2 separate regions of the Homo sapiens genome follow, and region 1 is linked to region 2. Evidence: chromatin loops called from intact Hi-C (ENCODE). Cell type or tissue: chondrocyte. All regions are shown on one strand. Region 1 overlaps LRRC31 (leucine rich repeat containing 31). Region 2 has its middle 7.5 kb from the start of SAMD7.

Region 1 (2,500 bases), 59 kb after region 2:
TTTGTATTTTTGGTAGAGACGGGGTTTCGCCCTGTTGGCCAGGCTGGTCTCAAACACCTGACCTCAGGTGATCCACCCGCCTAGGCTTCCCAAAATGCTGGGATTACAGGCGTGAGCCACCGTGCCCAGGCTGTTTATTTCTATATGCAGCTCAATTCAGCTGGGGACAGTTTTATATGTTCACCTAGTGTTTCCTGTGGACAAATTGTGTGCATAATGCAAACAAGAAATTTGCATTATACTCAGATTGTTTCCTGACATTTCAATCTCATTGAAATAAACTTGTGTTTTCAAAACAAGTGTTATAGCAAAAATGATTGTAATTAGAAGATGGGGACAAAACATTGTGATTTTAATTCGCATTTCCCTAATGACCAATGATGTCAAACATCTTTTTATGTGTGTATTTTCATTTCTTAGCTCCTTTGGTGAAATGTCTGTTCTAAATCTTTTGCCTGATTTAAAAAATTGGATTGTTTGTTTTCTTATTGATGAGTTTGGAGAGTTTTTTAGATTTTTCTGAATACAAGTAAGTCCTTTATCAGAAATATAATTTGCTATTATTTTCTCTGGGTCTGTCCCACTGGCTTTTTCATTCTCTTGATAGTGTTTTTTTGCAGATCAAAGCTTTCAGTTTTGATAAAGATTTATCAATTTGTTAATTTGATGAATAGAGTTTTTTTGTGTTGCATCTTAGAGCGTTTTGCAAATCTAAGTTCTCAAAGATTTTTTCCATATTTTTGTCTTAAAGCTTTGTATTTGCATTTTATATTTTGACCTATTACCTATTTTGAGTTAATTTTTATATAAGGTATGAGGTATGGGTAGAGGTTAATATTTTTGCATATTACTGTCCAATTATTTGAGTGCCATTAACTGAAAAGACTATCCATTCTCCATTGATTTGCCTTTATATTTTTGTGAAAAATCAATTGGCCATATTTGTGATGGCCTACTTCTGGTCTCTCAGTTCTGTTCTATTGATCTCTGTGTCTCTTATTTTACCAATATCACGCTGTCTTGATTGCTGAAACTTTATAGTAAGTCTTGAAATGAAGTAGTATAAGTATTCTTTGTTTCTTTTTCAAAATTGTTTTGGTTATTCTAGTTACTTAGCATTTCCATTTAAAGCTAGCATCAGATTGTCAATATCTATTTTAAAAATCCATCTGGAAATTTTATTGGGATTACATTGAATTTATAGATCAATTCAGGGAGAAATGACATCTTAACAATATTGAGTATTCCAATCCATGAACACAGTCTATCTCTGTATTTAAGTACTCTTTGATTTCTTTCACTGGTGTTTTCTAGTTTTTATATTTTGTTAAATTTATATCTGAGTGTTTAATTTTTGTTCTCTTATAAAAGATACTGTTTAATTTTAGATTCCCAATGTTACGTGGATATATAATTGATTTTTGTATATTGACATTTTACTGCAAACTTGCTAAACTCATCTGTTAGCTGTAGGATATTTTTGGTAGATCCTGTAGGATTTTCTATATAGATAATCATATCATCTATGATTAGAGACAGGTTTTGTTTTGTTTTTTTTTTTTTTTTTTGAGATGGAGTCTCATTCTGTCACCAGGCTGGAGTGCAGTGGCATGATCTCGGCTCACCACAACTTCCGACTCCTGGGTTCAAGCGATTCTCCTGCCTCAGCCTGCTGAGTAGCTGGGACTACAGGCATGTGCCACCACTCCCAGCTAGTTTTTGTGTTTTTAATACAGACGGGGTTTCACCATGTTGGTCAGGATAGTCTCGATCTCCTGACCTCGTGATCTGCCTGCCTCAGCCTCCCAAAGTGCTGGGATTACAGGCGTGAGCCACTGTGCCCGGCCTAGAGACAGATTTATTTCTTTATCTCTGTGTATCTTTTCTTTCTTTTTCTTGGTTATTTAGCTGGCTAGATTTCCAATAGATGTTGAATGAGATGAGAGCATTCTTGCCTTGCTTCCAGTCTTAGTCCCCTAAGCTAAGGGGAAAAGCATTCCATTTTTCACCATTAAGTATGATGTTAGCTATAGGTTTTTTTGTAGCTACCCTTTATCAGGTTAAGGAATCCTAATTTGCTAAGAGTTCTTATAACGAATTTTGTCAAATTATATTTTTCTGCATCTATTGAGATGAGCATTTAAAAAAACTATAGTTCATTAATATTCATAATAATAATGAATGATAATAATTAATAATATTAGCTGATTTTTTAATGTTAAATCAGCCTGGTCATGGTCATTATGTATTATCTTGTTTATATAGCGTTGGATGTTATTTGCTAATATTCTGTTGAGGATATTTGTGCCTATGTTCACAAGGGGATAATAGTCTACTGGTTTTCTTATAATGTCTTTGTCTGGCTTTGTTATGAGGGTATAGGTAGCCTCATACAATGAGTTGGAAAGTGTTCCTTCCTCTTTTATTTTCCAGAAAGATTGTGTAAAATTGGTATTATTTATTGCTCAACTGTTTCACAGAATTCACCACTGAAGCCATC
Region 2 (2,500 bases):
GTTTCTGCGTGTTGGCCAAGCTGGTCTCCAACTCCTGACCTCGGGTGATCCGCACACCTTGGCCTCCCAAAGTACTGGGATTACAGGCGTGAGCCACCGTGCCCGGCCATCTTTTTTAAAGTTGTGATAAGTATATATAACATAAAATTTACCATCTTAATCATTTTTAAGTGTGCAGTTCAGTAGTAAACACATTCACATTGTTACACAGCAGATACCCAGAACTCTTTTTATCTTGCAAAACTGAAACTCTATGCTCATTGAACAACAACTCCCTTTCCCTCTCCCCACCAGGCCCTGGTACCCGCCATTTTACTTTCTATAAGCTCTACAAATTTGACCACCGTAGGTACCTCATGTAAGTGAATCATACAATATCTGTCCTTTTGTGACTGGCTTGTTTCAATTAGCATAATGTCATCAAGGTTCATCCATGCAGTACCATGTGTTAGAATTCCTTTCCTTTTTAAGGCCAAATAAAATTCTATTGTGTGTATATACCACATTTTATCCATTCATTCATCCACAGGTGGACATTTGTGTTGCTTCTACCTCTTGACTACTGTGACTAATGCTGCTGTGAACATGAGACATGAGTGCATAGATATCTCTTTGAGATTCTGCTTTTAATTCTTTTGGGTATATACCAGGAGCAGAATTTCTGGATCATTTTTTAAAGTTTTAATTTTTAAAAATTCTATTTTTTCATTTTTGAGGAACTGCCATGCTGTTTTCCACAGGAGCGGCATCATTTTATATTCCCACCAGCAATGCACAAGTGTTCCAATTTCTCCACATTCTCACCAACACTTGTTATTTTCTGTTGTAGTTGTTTTTAATTATAGCTATCACATTGTGCATAAGGGGGTATCTTGTTGTGGTTTTGATTTACACTTCCCTCATGATTAGGGATGTGGGGCATCTTTTCACCTGCTCATTGGCCATTTGTATATCTTCTTTGGAGAAATAGCTTTCAAGTCCTTTGCCCATTTTAAGATCAGGTTGCATTGTAGGCAAAACCTGAGTCCTGTCCTCTCGCTCTCCTCCCGGACAGCATGAGCTTCACCACTCGTTCCACCTTCTCCACCAACTACCGGTCCCTGGGCTCCACCCAGCTGCTCAGCTACGGTGCCCAGCCGATCAGAACCGTGTCCAGTGTCTATGCAGGGGCCGAGGCTTCTGGTTCCCGGATCTCCGTGTCTTGCTCCACCAGCTTCCGGGACGGCTTGGGGTTCAGTGGCCTGGCCATGGGGATGGGCGGGGGTCTGGCAGGAATGGGGGGCATCCAGAATGAGAAGAAGACCATGCAAAGCCTGAATGACTGCCTGGCCTCCTACGTGGACAGGGTGAGGAGCATGGAGACTAAGAATTGGAGGCTGGAGAACAAAATCTGGGAGCACCTGGAGAACAACGGGCCCCAGGTCAGAGTCTGGGACATTACTTCAAGACCATTGAGGACCTGAGGGCTCAGATCTTTGCAAATACTGTGGACAATTCTAGCATCGCTCTGCAGACTGACAACACTCATCTTGCTGCTGATGACCTTAGAGTCAGGTATGAGACAGAGCTGGCCATGTGCCAGTCTGTGGAAAGCAACATCCGTGGGCTCTGCAAGGTCATTGATGACACCAATGTCACTCAGCTGCAGCTGGAGACAGAGATTGAGGCTTTCAAGGAGGAGTTGCTCTTCGGGAAGAAGAACCATGAAGAGGAAGTAAAAAGCCTACAAGCCCAGATTGCCAGCTCTGGGTTGACTGTGGAGGTAGATGCCCCCAAATCTCAGGACCTCAGCAAGATCATGGCAGACAACCAGGCCCAATACAATGAGCTGTCTCGAAAGAACTGAGAGGAACTAGACAAGTACTGGTCCCAGCAGATTGAGGAGAGCACCACAGTGGTTACTGTGCAGTCCTCCAAGATCAGAGCTGCTGAGATGACGTTCACAGGGCTGAGATGTACAGTCCAGTCCTTGGAGATCGACCTGGACTAGATGAGAAATCTGAAGGCTAGCTTGAAGAACAGCCTGAGGGAGGTAGAGGCCCGCTACACCATGCAGCTTGATAAGGTCCTGATGCACCTGGAGGTGGTCCTGCTGCATCCCAGGCAGAGGGACAGCATCAGGCCCAGGAGTATGAGGCCCTGCTGAACATCAAGATCAAGCTGGAGGCTGAGATCGCCACCTACCATGGCCTGCTGGATGACGGGGAGGACTTCAATCTTGGTGATGCCCTGGACAACAGCAACTCCATGCAAACCATCCAAAAGACCACCACCCGCAAGATAGTGGACAGCAAAGTGGTGTCTGAGATCAATGAGACGAGAGTTCTGAGACATTAAGCCAGCAGAAGCAAGGTACCTTTTGGGAGCAGGAGGCCAATAAAAAGTTCAGGGGTCAAAAATACAAAATAAAATCAAGTTGCTTGCTTTTTTGTTGTTGTTGAATTGCAGAAGTTCTTTGTATATTCTGGATATTAACCACTTATCAGATATATGATTTGCA

The links. Hi-C counts contacts between places; a loop is a spot of excess contacts. Peaks named below come from ENCODE experiments on the same cell type or tissue, not always from the same donor. Only the 100,000 strongest peaks of a DNase experiment are listed, where the experiment ranks them.
Region 1: a loop joins it to region 2, with 3 times the contacts of the local background. A loop is called at or near these places in 2 of 110 quality-filtered maps.

What each region holds. Positions count from the first base shown.
Region 1 is chr3:169,843,999-169,846,498 of GRCh38, reverse strand. The region is part of intron 8 of LRRC31 (leucine rich repeat containing 31); the gene reads left to right. Among named protein-coding and RNA genes, the nearest start is that of LRRC31, 25 kb to the left of the region's middle. In chondrocyte, no CTCF peak of the experiment used is centred here; no DNase peak of the experiment used is centred here.
Region 2 is chr3:169,902,812-169,905,311 of GRCh38, reverse strand. It overlaps the pseudogene KRT18P43. Among named protein-coding and RNA genes, the nearest start is that of SAMD7, 7.5 kb to the left of the region's middle. In chondrocyte, no CTCF peak of the experiment used is centred here; a DNase peak (open chromatin) is centred at 1,219.